Regions from separate parts of the Homo sapiens genome. Here all the other regions are linked to region 2. Evidence: chromatin contacts called from ENCODE Hi-C or POLR2A ChIA-PET data. All regions are on one chromosome and are shown on one strand. Each heading gives the region's core, a stretch centred on a gene start or an enhancer-like site at or near the end of the contact. The rest is flanking DNA. Distances are from core to core; before and after follow the strand shown. Region 1 has its middle 25 kb from the start of FZD7. Region 2 overlaps CDK15 (cyclin dependent kinase 15). Region 3 has its middle 77 kb from the start of FZD7.

Evidence for each region. Hi-C counts contacts between places; a loop is a spot of excess contacts on that map. ChIA-PET counts read pairs that join two places held with the same protein, here RNA polymerase II (POLR2A). Pooled maps may share reads with other maps.
Region 1: a loop to region 2 is called in a map with no recorded cell type, with 1.9 times the contacts of the local background. The contact joins two enhancer-like sites. A Hi-C loop is called at or near these places in 4 of 37 single-sample maps with no recorded cell type and 4 of 50 pooled maps. POLR2A ChIA-PET finds 5 or more read pairs at or near these places in 3 of 52 experiments (AG04450, HEK293 and activated T-cell).
Region 3: a map of psoas muscle shows a loop between it and region 2 (2.0-fold over the local background). The contact joins two enhancer-like sites. A Hi-C loop is called at or near these places in 4 of 168 maps with a recorded cell type or tissue (endothelial cell of hepatic sinusoid, gastrocnemius medialis, heart right ventricle and 1 more). POLR2A ChIA-PET finds 5 or more read pairs at or near these places in 6 of 52 experiments (A673, AG04450, H1 and 3 more).

The regions. Positions count from the first base shown.
Region 1 is chr2:202,006,876-202,011,295 of GRCh38, reverse strand. No RefSeq gene overlaps it. Among named protein-coding and RNA genes, the nearest start is that of FZD7, 25 kb to the left of the region's middle. Within about 2 kb of position 1,960, at least 6 of the 41 ENCODE cell types and tissues checked have a DNase peak (open chromatin) inside an H3K27ac peak, as active enhancers do.
Region 2 is chr2:201,880,636-201,885,213 of GRCh38, reverse strand. All of the region lies in intron 12 of CDK15 (cyclin dependent kinase 15), which reads right to left. Among named protein-coding and RNA genes, the nearest start is that of CDK15, 76 kb to the right of the region's middle. Within about 2 kb of position 1,438, at least 5 of the 41 ENCODE cell types and tissues checked have a DNase peak (open chromatin) inside an H3K27ac peak, as active enhancers do; they include gastrocnemius medialis and psoas muscle, where a contact is called at or near this core.
Region 3 is chr2:201,954,020-201,958,851 of GRCh38, reverse strand. No RefSeq gene overlaps it. Among named protein-coding and RNA genes, the nearest start is that of FZD7, 77 kb to the left of the region's middle. Within about 2 kb of position 3,123, at least 6 of the 41 ENCODE cell types and tissues checked have a DNase peak (open chromatin) inside an H3K27ac peak, as active enhancers do; they include gastrocnemius medialis and psoas muscle, where a contact is called at or near this core.

The sequences.
Region 1 (4,420 bases), core at 711-3,210, 130 kb before region 2:
GTGGAGGACTGGGTAGGAGCAGGCAGATGGCAGACAGTGGGAATCACAGTGTATGGCGGGTTCATTTAGCACAGCATTTGGGTCTCCAGGCTTCAGAGTCACACAACCTGGGTTCAACTCTGCTCTACTACTTGTAAGCTGTGTAACCTTGTGCCAGGTACTTGATCTCTCTGAGCCTCACTTTCCTAGTCTATGACACAGCAATAAGCCATTTCATGGCATCATTAAGACTAAATGAGATAACTCATCTGAAGGGGAAGGCAATCAGCACATTGTTATAAGTGCTTAATAAAGGTGACTACTATTGTGGAAGCCCTTGAGTTCCTAACTAGATTACTGAGTCCTTAGGAGAAGGAATTGTGTCTTATTCCTCATTGTGTGCCTCACGCATAATAGATGAGCAATAAATGTATGGATGACTTTATTTTATCATTTAGGTCATATTTCATTGCACGTAGCAGAAACCCTAACTCAAACTGGCTAAAACCAGGGATGCATGTAGGATCCCATCATTCTGTAGGTCAAATCCAGCCTGCTTCCTGTTTTTGTACAGTCTGTGAACGAAGAATGGGTTTCGCATTTTTAAGTGTTTAAAAAAATCAAAAGAATATTTGGAGAAACTTGAAAATTATATGAAATTAACATTTCAGTGTCTATAAATAAAGTTATATTGGAACACAGTCATACATTCATTTATGTATGGTGTATGGCAGGTGTTGGCAACCTTTTCCTATAAGGGGCCTGATTGTAAATATTTTAGGCGTGGGAGACTATATGTCATCTGTCACAGCTACTCAACTCTACTGTAGTAGCATGAAAGTAGTCATAGGCAATAACCTTAGAAGAGAAGATCTGAGGACAGGAAATAGGGTAGAAAAGTGGAAGGGCTCCTGGGTTCTAGGTCTCCTGGGTTCTAGGCTTGGCTTTTACCAACCAATAGTAGGATATTCATCAAGTCACGTCACTTCTCTGGGTCAGATTTTATGGGAAATGAAAGAGTTTAACTAGATTTCAAAAGCTTCTTTTAGCTTCAAAATTCCTATTTTTCTATTTTGGTTTTCCATTTTAACAACCTGGACTTTTTCTGAAGGTGTGTGTCGCAGTTAGAATACTTCGATTGCAAGCAACAGAAGCCAATTCTAATTAATTTAAGCAAAAAGACATTTATTGTGAAGATATGCGGGTAGGTCACAGAAATAAAGGAAAAGCAGAAAATATAGGCTCAGAAAGGACAGGAGCCAGAGCAAAGCCCAGGGTTCAGGCCGCAGGAACCAATGGATACTCTCTTCAGGGTACTGCAGTCTCCGTTGACCTCTGACCATTCTCAAGAACATTCAAGACTGAAATTCCGGTGTTGTGTTTCTAGCCTGGCTTAGATTTGGTTAAAAGAACCACTACGATTGTATCCAACAGGAAGCGATAGTTCCCCAAAGCCAAATGAGGAGCTGTTACTAGAAAAAGAGGGGATGGAAGCTGAGCAGGCCAAAAGGACAGATGTCCATGACCGTGAAGGGCACAGTTGTTTAAGTGCTAGACGTTGTAGCACGAGGAGCCAATACTGACTCTTGAGTCATTTGCTCATTCTCTCAATAAACTTACTGAATTTAGTCATGCCATTTTGGAAGACACCAAAGAAATATAGTAATGATCTATAAGACTGGTGGGAACGGGTGCTTGGATTTTACTCAGGAAGACCTGGGAACAAGATTGTATTCCCTTTTAATTGGAATCATTAAAATATATCCAGGCTTATGCAACTGCAGCTCATTATAGGGAGATGTTAAGTAATTCTCTAATTATATGTATTACACTGTAGGCAGAAGATCCTCAGACAAGTGACTTATCTCACATGTCAAGGGGCAGAGCTAAAAGCAGGACTTGACTTCCTGACTTGAATAACTGTTCTGAACCAGCTGCCTAGCAACCATGGCCTCCGTTCAGGAGCAGCTACCATGTGAGGAGCGTCGGTGCCCGGCTGCTCCACTAAACTGTGAATTTCTCAAGGGCAGAAACAGGGTCCTGTTCCTCTGCATTTCCCCCAGGGCCTTGTCTGGCATCAGACACACAGAAGAGAGATCTTCAGTAAGGAGTCAGCTTTACAGTTTCCATCAATGAAATGAAGCCTGTCTCTGCATTAGATGATGACTTGAGCTGAGAAGTACTGAAAACATGCCCAGCTGCTGTCAGCAAAGCCTGGTCTGGGGACATGGAAAGGACATATTTCAGAGCGAGAGAATTTCAGACATTCTAACAGGACACTGAGCTGTAAACTCTGCAGTGTTCACATTAGACGACTTCTCCATCTCAATGTGTATCTTATTTCTTCTGGCAAATAATGAAAAATTATGACCTCACAAAGCAAACCAGTGAGTGCAATTGTCTCTATTCATCTCTCTCCTTCTCGACAGGAGAAAGCTAGGAAAAATAAATTCCTATTTTTCTATTTTGGTTTTCCATTTTAACAACCTGGACTTTTTCTGAAGGTGTGTGTAGCAGTTAGAATACTTCGATTGCAAGCAGCAGAAGCCAATTCTAATTAATTTAAGCAAAAATACATTTATCATGAAGATATGCGGGTAGATCACAGAAATAAAGGAAAAGCTGAAAATATAGGCTTAGAAAGGACAGGAGCCTTTCTAATTGCCTTGAAATTTGCTCAGAAGGAAATGTTTATAGAAATTTGTCTTCAATCAGGGCCAGGCACAGTGGCTTATGCCTAAATCCCAGCACTTTGGGAGGCTAAGGTGGGCAGATCCCCTGAGGTCAGGAGTTCGAGTCCAGCCTGGTCTACATAGTGAAAGCCTGTCTCTACTAAAAATGAAAAAATTAGCCGGGCGTGGTGGTGTACACCTGTAATCCCAGCCATCTGGGAGGCTGAGGCATGAGAATCGCTTGAACCAGGGAGACAGAGGTTGCAGTGAGCTGAAATTATGCCACTGCACTTCAGCCTGGGCAATAGAGTGAGACTCTGTCTCAAAAAAAAAAAAAAAGAAAGAAAAGAAAAAAGAAAAAAATGGTTTTTAATCAAGTACTTGTGCATGTGTGCACTCTTTGTTTAGGAAAAGTGGCTAACTCACTTGACCTACCTCTAAAGGCTGGTACCCGGGCCTTTCTTCAGCTGTCTGATTCTGCAGCTGCCCGAGGCTCAAGCAGGCTCACCCCTCCTGGGCCTGAGCAGGCAGGATTAGCCCCACAGATGCATGCTGGAAGGGTGGATTTCAGAGATCATGAAATCATTTATTAAATAAACATGCTTATCCTTTTTCTTGTTATTTACCTTCACCTGAAAAAGGAGGTTTCTTAGTACTTCCTTTATTTCTCCCCCTGAGCCAATCAGTTGGTCCCACTAAACCTAGATATGTGGGATGACAGGGACTTCCAGCCTCAGTTTCACAACAACCTAGAGTGTCTCCAACTCTCTGAAGGCATGTTGAGAAATCCTCAAAATTAAATTAACCTCAGTTCACTTTGGCTTAATAAATCAGTATCACTCTGCACTGTAAGGCACAGAAGGGAGAATGTTGGGAAATCAACGACTTTGTAGATTGTCATATCTCCAAAAAGGCTTGGTCCCTTGGAGATTACTTTGGGCTGGTTCATCACCACTTTTCTTATCTCTATGGCAAGAATATGGTGTTGATTTTTTTAAGGGAAGATATTTTTCTTTCTGTATCTCAACAAGAACCAGCCCTCTACACTTACCCCAGTGTCCTTAACTGTCTCCTTACTGTGTCCATATAACTGTGGTTCTTTCATGTCCCTGCTTTGCCCTCACCCTGTGTCTATTGCCATGTCATGGTGGTCTCTCAGCCTTTGTGTGACAGCAAATCTCAGCTACTTATTAATAAGGCTCAGCATGGGCCGACTTCCACCATGCCAGTTTCCCTGGCAACACCAGTGGGCAGTAAAGATCTTAGACAAACTTTCTAGTAGGTCACCCCTGAGCTATACCTCCCTTAGAATCCAAGAGATTCTCCAGAGAGCCCTGCTCCTATTTTGGTTGGACCTCATTTTTCTCTGTATAGCCACAGAGATTAGAATTACACAAATCTAGAGCAGTGTTGAAAGATCTTACAAGAAATGTCCAGATAGAAGGGTGGCAGCAATACGAACAGCCGTCAGGGTCTCTGATGGGGCCACCCAAATGCAACTGGCACCATGCCTGCCCTCCAGGCGGCCAGCATTTGCTTACTGTGAGTCTCCTGCGACATACCGCAGGATCACTGTTTTTTGACAGTTCCCATCTTTTCTCTCACTTTTCCCTATTTCTCTCTTTATTTATTTTTTGTTTCTTTTTCTTTTTTTTTTTTTTTTTGAGATGGAGTCTCACCCTGTCACCCAGGCTGGAGTGCAGCAGTGAGGTCTCAACTCACTGCAACGTCCTGCTCCCAGTTCAAGTGATTCTTGTGCCTCAGCCTCC
Region 2 (4,578 bases), core at 189-2,688:
CATGTTAAAGAATGTTTAAATTGTTGCAAAAAGGCATACGATGGTAAGAAAAACTACAATGGTATATGAGTTAAGACTGAGCCACTATGATTAAAAAGAAGACAACTTCAGAATGATCTTAGATGGTATTGAGAGGAACACGACATTCCTTTGCCCGTATGCCCTTCCTCTCCAATCATCCAGACCCATCATCTTTCAAGGCCCACTCACAAAATCATCCTGGATCCCCACAGCTGGAGTTAATCTCACCTCCTTCAAACACTTAGAGCACTTTATTTGTATACTTGATCTGCAGCTGTTTATATACTTGTCTTATTTCCTAAAGGACCGTAAGCTCTTTGAGGACAGGGTCTATGACTAATTCATTTTTGTATCCTTTAATATCACACCTCATGGACACTCAGTAAACCTCCAATGAATGAATGGAACATGATTCTCCCACCATGCAAGAAATTTGAGTCTATGCTGCCTCCATATTCTCAGAGATAAGCAAAATAATTGGAACAGATTCAGAAGAGAACAATAAAACAAAATGACTAAAAAGTGGGAGAAACAGAATTTGTATTTGGAAACAAAGGTTAAAGGAATTCAGCCTAAAGTGGCCTTTGGGAAGTGATATCATAGGGACCTTCCAATATATTAAGGAGATAACACTCAAAGAAGGCCTGAAGTTATTTTATTGAACCAAAACAAAACACGACTCAGATTTTAACAGGGCAATGAGGCATGCTGAAGAACTTTCGGAGTATAGATATCGGGATGGTGTGATCAAAGGTAGAGGTAAATGCCATGCTTTCTTCCATCCCTATGTGTATATAAGTATACTCTAACAATGGGGGCTGTGGTACAGCATTTTTGCAAAATTACTTGTGAAACAATTGCAAGCTTTTTAGATTTTCTCCCCCTAAGATGCTAAAACCTGTTTTAAAGGAGAAGGGGATTTAGTCCAGGAAGGAATGGGAGACTCAAGTATGAGACTTGGCTAGCAAGCAAAATGGGACCAACCCAGAGAGAGAGAGAGAAAGAGAGACAGCCTTTGATGTCCTGACGATCAAGGACCATGGCTTAAAGACCAGACTCTTAAATCACGTGTCATTTACTGCCTCAGATAAAAAATACTTTTCTGGATCAGTGTCTGTAGTTCAAAATGGCTAGGTTCCAAAATCAGTCTTAAATTTCCAAGGGTAACATTTGGAAGGTTTCCTGAAAGAACAGAGCGGAGCCAGTTTTAAGAAGGGGCAGCTTAATGATTTCCTACTACCCCCACCCCCAAATCATTAAACAGTGTTCCTTTCCCAGAGCCCAAGTTCATGCTGAGGGCAAAGAGAATTAAATGAAGAAGCTGAACCTGCAGCTAAGATTAGAGAGTTGCCAAGGGCCTAATTTTAGGTCCTAGCTGCTCCAGCTGACGTCCTGCCCTGCTGGCTCAGCCACGAGGACCACAAGTGTGGCCATAAGCCGGTGTCTGAGTGGGAAGAGCGACTCCCTGGCCATCTGCAAAAGCAATTAGCTTGCTGTTGGCTGTGTTTTGAGAGGGACTACCAATAATTTCTCCTTCAACAAGTGTTTCTTCAGGTGTTCACGAGTCAATAAGGGAAAATGTCAGAACTTGGCAGAAGTTCCCACATGCTTGCCATTCTAATATTCACACTTTTCCACTTCAGGTGCTGTCCAAAAGGAAACTAATCCTGGAATTCCTGGTTTTCATGGCAAATAACCCCCTGATAAATGCCCTTTGGCTCTAAGCGTACTGCCACAACCTAGGGAAAGCATTGTTCGGGACTTCTCAGCGTCATGAAAATAGAGATGGACTGGAACAATTCTTTCATTTTGTGTGGAATTTCTATGCCGCTCCTACACTGGGATTTAGGCTGTCCTTCCACTCTCCACGTATTTCCCAGTCCCAGGCTTTATGCTTTAATTGTCTTCTTTAGAGGGCAGACAATAAGAGCTGGCATCTTCCAGATCAAAGGGGAAACAGAATATATTTTAAAGTGACAACTCTGTTATCCTGCAACCAGAATAAAATCAGAATAATAAAATGATATAAATATAAGCCCCTAAATAATTTTATACTGAAATGCCACCAGAGAGCAAAATTTCTTGCATAATTATGGCAGAGAAACTCTCCTTACAAATCACTCACAAGAGCATGCCGATTTTTGCACAATTCTCATGCCTGGGGCAGCCCTCCTCAGGGATGGAGTTTCTATGTCCCTGCAGATTGGGAACTGTGATTACCCACTGGTGTGCTCTGTCTGCAAAGGAGGCTGTTAATAAAGGCTCATTGCCAGGGGCAATGAAAAAGCAGGCTGGCACTGCCAGGCCAAGGACCGCATCTCTTAGTAGATAATGTGCTGGTGGTGAGAGCCACTGTCACGAAGGTGCACAAACCAGCCCTGGCTGCTTCTGTCTCTTCCTCTATTTTTCTTTCCTGGTAGCTTTGCTTTTTCTATCTACTTGTCCATCTGTCTATATACATATTTCTGCACACCCACCACCCTGTCACACACATACACAAGCACACACACATGCTCGTGCACTCATGTGCACGAGCACACACACACAGAAGCACACACACCCAATCTTGCCCCCGCCTTTCCCTGTCTCTTGGCACCGGCGCTTTCATCTTCTCCCTCGGGGATTCGAGATGTCGCTGCAGGAAATGCTTGTCCGCCGAGGCAGCAGCAGCAGAGCCCTGTGGCTTTGACAAACCTCATTTAATTGGGAGGAAGCCAGGAGAATTTGAAAGAACTGAAACATCCACGAAACTCCTTTTATCAGGCATAATTTAAACTCTGCATGGAAAAACCCCTATATGTATAAAGAAAAGTCAACTTCCCTCCTGCTGTGAGCACTCCTGGTTTCCCCCGCTAGTGCAGGCAGCCTCCTACAAGATTCCATCTTTTCATTTTTCTAAAAGTGTCAAAGTAGATTTGGGCTCTGTGACTGGGCGAACAGGGAAGGAATACAGATTGTTCTCTCTGTCTCTCTCTCACACACACACACACACATACGCACACACACATATACACACATACACACACAACCTTAGATACCCATGCACCACGGCCCCTCTGTTGGTGGCTTTGCTTTTGGGTCAGCCAGGAAAAATCAAAACCCAAGTTTCTAACAACACATCAGTTTGGACAGTGATTGTTTCTTCCTAATCATCTTGCGTCAAGCAAAAGCTGGAGCCTAGAAAACTCTGAAGATCCCCAGCAATTGTCAGCATGTGGAATAACAGATCCTAAAGGAGGGCCAATGGGGAAAGTTTCTTTAAGTGGAGAGAAGGGAGTGTGTGTGTGTGTGCGTGTGTATGTACATCCAAGCGTGTACACTTGCATGAAGTAATAGAGTTATAAGTCCCAAGTCTGACAGGAGAAAGCTGAAAAGGAACAATCTAGGGGCTTGGACTGGGAAGAGGGGATTGGGATGGGAGTGGCCGGGGAGGAATGGGGCTGAAGTGGGGGCAGAGGTACCAGGAAAGGAGTGAGAACTGTGGATCTGCCTGCAATGTCTTTTGTTCCACCCATATGCCTCTCTCCTCCTTCCAAATTCCACTTTAGATTCACCTCCAGTCTAATCCATCTCATTTGAATTCTTGTTCCTCCAAATAATTGCCTTCAACACACACATAGTCTCTGCACATCTGCAGTTGATTATGCACAGATTTTTTGCTGTTTAGATATGATGTGTGCTGATATGTGTGCGAGGGTGCCCCGTTTCCTCTTCCTCACCCTCTTTTCCTCCCACTTCATAAGAACCTGGAGGCCAAGGACAAGTCTCTTGTTTTCCTCAACTTTTTATAGCACTCAATATGTTCTTGACACTTAATGGCAATTTAATAAATACTAATGACTGACTCTTTCTACAGGGTTAAGTAAGACATTAACCCCAGTTGTATGATTATGGTTATTTTTGGAGATCCTAAATGACTCACTTTAGTCATAAAACAGAATGCCTCAGCAAGTCCCAAACTAAGCGCTTTGGACTGCTGCAGGACGATGTCCTAGACACAGAGGAGCTGCGTCTGCAAACTCTGGCAAGGCGGACCAGGCTGTTTCCACACCTCTTGGGCAGTAGCTCCTCACCCTGTCCCCATCCTTATCTCACTGCACCCCATCGCCACTCCCCCACGCCCCTTCCAGTGTCCTCATCGCAGTTCCAGCCCTTAGGCCCTCCCTCCTAAGCTTTCTTTTCTCTGGCTTAGGACTTCTAAAACCAACCCTGGCTGCTTCTCTCTCTTCTGTTTTTCCTTCCTGGTAGCTTTGCTTTTCTTGTCTACTTGTCCCTTGCTCCTAAAACTATTTTTAGTTGAATGGTGGATTTTTTTTCAAAGAAACCTCACCTAAGGATAGTCCCCCATGACCACTGCCCACATCCTCCTGTAGCCCTTCCTGGCCACAGTCCAAGAAACATGACGGGAGTTCCAACCACATGATCCCTCAGCAGATTTCAGGTTTGGAAGATGACTTCAGGCCCAGGCAGCAAAGGCTGATTCCAAGGTAACTTGTGTTTACAGGAGGTGGGCAGCCTCGGAGGAGACCTCCCTTCCCCCAGCACCCCACCCCGGCA
Region 3 (4,832 bases), core at 1,874-4,373, 72 kb before region 2:
CTAGAACTTAAAGTATAAAAAAAAAAATCTGAATTGCTTTTAGTGATCTGTTACATTGCATGATGAACACAGTTAACATGTTGTATATTTCAAAATTGCTAAAAGAATATATTTTTAACATTCTCACCCCCCCAAAAAGTGATAAATTGGTAAGGTAATAGACGTTATTAATTAGCTTTATGGAATCTTTCTACAATGTGTACAATGTATAGGTTTCTACAATGTATAGACCAAAACATCATGTTGAATACCATAAATGTACATAATTATTTGTCAGTTAAATTAAAAAATTTTCACATAGAGTATAAATTTAAAAACAAATCTGAGTTGAGTCTTTAAGAAATTTCTGGGCTGGGCACGGTGGCTCACGCCTGTAATCTCAGCACTTTGGGAGGCCGAGGTGGGAGGATCATGAGGTCAGGAGATCGAGACCATGGTGAAACCCCGTCTCTACTAAAAATACAAAAAAATTAGCTGGGTGTGGTGGCAGGCACCTGTAATCCCAGCTACTCGGGAGGCTGAGGCTGGAGAATGGCACAATGGCGTGAACCCGGGAGGCGGAGCTCGCAGTGAGCCTAGATCGTGCCACTGCACTCCAGCCTGGGCGACAGAGCGAGACTCCGTCTCAAAAAAAAAAAAAAAGAAAAGAAATTTCTGATACTATTTGCATGACTGTTTATTCCAAGTGTTGATTCTTTGAGAAATGGATGTAAATACATCAACAATTGGAAATTTGCATCTGAATGAGCATAGATTACAGTGTTATAAAATTTTAAGTTTAATGATTCAAGTAGAAGAGTGTTTTTTGTTTGTTTGTTTTTAATATGCATGCTTGTGCCTTTGATCCACGCATCCATTTTTTCAGTGTTTTCACATTTGGAGCTCACTTCATGAACTTGAGTGTCTTACATTTTCTACACAAATCAGATTGGTGTAATTTAAATACTTTCAACGTATCTTTATTGAGTTTCTCCACTGTATAAAGCACTACTATATGAAGGTTAGAATGAATCACAGGCACACTGCTTTAAAAATCTTAGTAGGTGACAGGGCATGGTGGCTCATGCCTGTAACCCCAGCACTTTGGGAGGCTGAGGTGGGCGGATCACCTGAGGTCAGGAGTTCGAGACCAGTCTGGCCAACATGGTGAAACCCTGTACCTACTAAAAATACAAAAAATTAGCTGGGCATGGTGGCGGGTGCCTGTAATCCCAGCTACTTGGGAGGCTAAGGCAGGAGAATTGCTTGAACCCGGGAGGCAGAGGTTGCAGTGAGCCGAGAGCGTGCCTTGCACTCCAGCCTGGGCAATGAGAGCAAGACTCCGTCTCAAAAAAAAAAAAAAAAAAAATATATATATATATATATATATATATACACACACACACACTAATAGGCTAACTTCAGGCACACTGCCTAAGAATTAGCCCTGCTCTGCAAGGAGCAGCTAAAAATAAATAATAAATAAAAACTGTAGTAGACCAATACCTGTTCTATTTAACTTGGAAGGTGGGTGAGTGATAGTGGATTCTGGGTTTGAATCTTGCCTCCAACTGCATGACCATGGGCAAAGTACTTTTTTTTTTCTGTGCTTTCGGTTTCCTTATATGTTAAATGGGAGTAATGATTATACCCACCCCATGGGTTATTGTGAGGATTAAAGGAGACAACCCACACAAAGTATTTAGAGGAATCTAGCCTATAGTAAGTGCATAATATTAATGCATAAATTAGGTTGGTGCAAAAGTAATTGCATCTTAGAAGAGAAGGTAAATTTGCAAGTATTTCTTTCTTTTGGCTCCATAGTACTAATTGCTGGGGAGGAAGGAGACCCAGGGAAGAAGGCATGGTAGAACCTGGAGAGCTGTATATGTGTGTATTGAAAATGTAGACCACAGAGAGGTACTAGATTGTTTGTGTTACAAAGGGTCAAGAAATGAGACGATTCAGCAATGACAAAGAACTGGTTCAGGAGGAGTGAGGAAGCGGGATGTCGGCAGGGTAGGAGGCTGAGGTTGAAGGGTCTGCACCACGCTCGAGTTCTTGGAGGGGAGGCAGAACCGTGTAATGCGGTCCAGCTGTGGTCGCTATCCTATGGGACAGGGGTCATCCGTGTGGAGAAGGGCACAGAAGAGGGTGGTCAGGGAGCTGGACAGGTCATTGACATGAAGGTTGAGGTCACCAAGGATGATGACAGGGGAAAGACGGGAAATGCAATCCAGAAGCCAGCAGAGACCTGGAGAAGGCGGTGTGCCCAGATGGCAGGGACTTGACTGGCATGACCAAATGGCATAGACATGCTGCTGCTTCCCCTGTTGTGCGGAAGACACTAGGAGAAGGCGAGGCTTCGGTAAGGGGGCAGGAAGAGGCAGGATGTTGACTCGCCTGCACTGGTTTGGGTTAAGGTGAGAGGAAAATGAAGACTTAAATGGACCATGGAGTGAGTTTCCCCAGGGTTCTGTGGAAGAGACTCCTTAAGAAAGAGTGGAATTTTAGGAAGAGCTGGTTAGAAATGAGGATGAGTGTGGGGTTGGGGAGGGATTTACACACATGCAATTATAGGCTGGGGAGCTGAGACCTAGGAAAGGAGGCAGTGGTTTCAAGGAATCTCTCCTTGGAGAGTCTATGGCTCTGCCATAGCAAGCAAGAATAGTAAAAAAGAAAGAGGAAATCTACTTGATTATTTTCCTCCAAAGAGGAGAGGAACATTTTGTTCCCTGGTGGTCTGAGCAGCTGCCCCTCCCTCCTGCTTGGCCACCATTGCTGGCAGGGTCGCCGGCTGGCTCCTGGAGGGCAGGACCCACATGCATGTGGCACTGTCATCCTGCCCTCTCCAGACACGCAGCTCAGACCTACCTGCTGCAGGACACTCCATGGTTTCTGCTAATGCTGAAGTGAGCTGCATGGCTAATTCATTCCTGGCACCTCTGAGAACATGAGCTCATCATATCATTAAAGGAATAAGAATAAACAGGAACAAGGGAGCTGCTCAGGAGTTGGGAAACCTCTGGCCCTCTGTGCCTCCCACACATCTTTGGAGAGACAAAGGGGCCAGAACAGCCCACAGTTCCTGGCTACTGCCCTTGGCAGCCTCTCTGTCTCCACTGCCAGCTCTGGGCCACCGCTTCTCCACAGCATGTGAGCCCCCCTGCCAGTCTTCCTTAGGCAACTGTGGGTACCACCCGCATCTCCAAGCCTGTGATGGCGTCCGAGGGCCTTTTGCTCAAGATAAAATCGTTCTTCCTGATTTTGAATTTTCACACTTTGCATTTCCTAGTCCTCTTACCCTGGATCCATGTTAACTCTTGCTCGTCAACAATCCAGCCAAGAAAATTTTTCTTTGGAATATTATTTGCTTTTTCTCACCTCTGAGTCATCTCCTGTCTTCTTCCACCTGCCTGGAATGTCCCCTTCCTTCTCTCTCTGAAGGGATGCCAGTAACTACATCATCCATTGCTAGAGGATCTGTTTCTGGTCTTCTGGTCCCTTCATTTGACTCCCTTTGCTATGGTCTCTTTAGCGATTCCCAATCCTTGCCTTTATTTTTTGTACCTTCCTATGCCTCCGTGTTTCTGGATTTCTCAGTCCTGTACGTGCCAGTAGGGGGATGCAATCTCCATTTCAGGTTGCATTGTTAGTGAGGCATTCTTCTTATTAAATAAATCGGGCTATATAAAATTTCAACTCAGCTGGGTGCGGTGGCTCACACCTGTAATCCCAGCACTTTGGGAAGACTAGGAGGGTGGATCGCTTGAACCCAGGAGTTGGAGACCAGCCTGGGCGACATAGTGAAACCCCATCTCTACTAAAAATACAAAAAATTAGCTGGGCATGGTAGTTCACGCCTGTGATCCCAGTTACTCAGGAGGCTGAGGCACAAGAATTGCTTGAACCTAGGAGGCAGAGGTTGCAGTTAGCCAAGGTCATGCCACTGCACTCCAGCCTGGGTGACAGAATGAGTCTGTCTCAATAAAATAAATAGAATAAAAAATTTCAGCTCTCCCCACCCCAGCATTGCATGCCCTCCTGCCATGTTTTATGTATTTTCTTAGCATTTCCTTCTTACATGACTTAATATGCAGTGGTGCCCTTTAATAGCACAACCCACAGTAACTTCAGCAAAGAGGAAATATGATTGGTGGCTGATTCCTGCCATCTGCAGCATGTTCACCCTGATATTTTATCAATCTCACAGGATCCCACACTTGACACTATTGAGATTTTTGGACCCTACTATAGAATTATGTGAGTCTTCTACATATTTTTGCAAATTTGTTTATGATTATCTGTCTCCTTCATTGGCATGCAACCTCTATAAAGACAAGGATTTTGTCATTTGGTTGGTGCCCCATGTCCAAAACAGTTCCTGCCCTCCTAGGTGCTCAGTGAGTGTTTCCTGGATGGATGGATGAATGCGCTCACCCATCCCACCCCAAAGCTGGGGCCCTCACACCTGCTATTTTTAGTCTTTGCCCACGGGCCCGTCTGAGGGCCAATAGGGCTAGTAAATTTAGCTGACTCACTGGCTGGCTGACTTTAGTGTATAAAGAGGTTCAAGCCCCAAGAGCAACCCCTCTGAGAAATTGGGCAAAACCCAGCCCAGCTTTCCTTCAGGGCAGCTGCTCCTCTGAGAAGGAAACCCAGTGCCACTAGGGTGAGGCTGTGTCCTGGGACAAGCTTCCTGATCGAGGGAGAGCCATCAGACCTGCCTGGGAGGGGATGTGGCTTTGGCTTTTCAGGAAGCCCTTCTGGCTCAGGCCTCGGTCTTGACAGAGCAGGGCTGGGCAGCCCTAGGAAGCACGTGTGCTGCTGTTTCTGGGAAGGGTGGGGAGGGA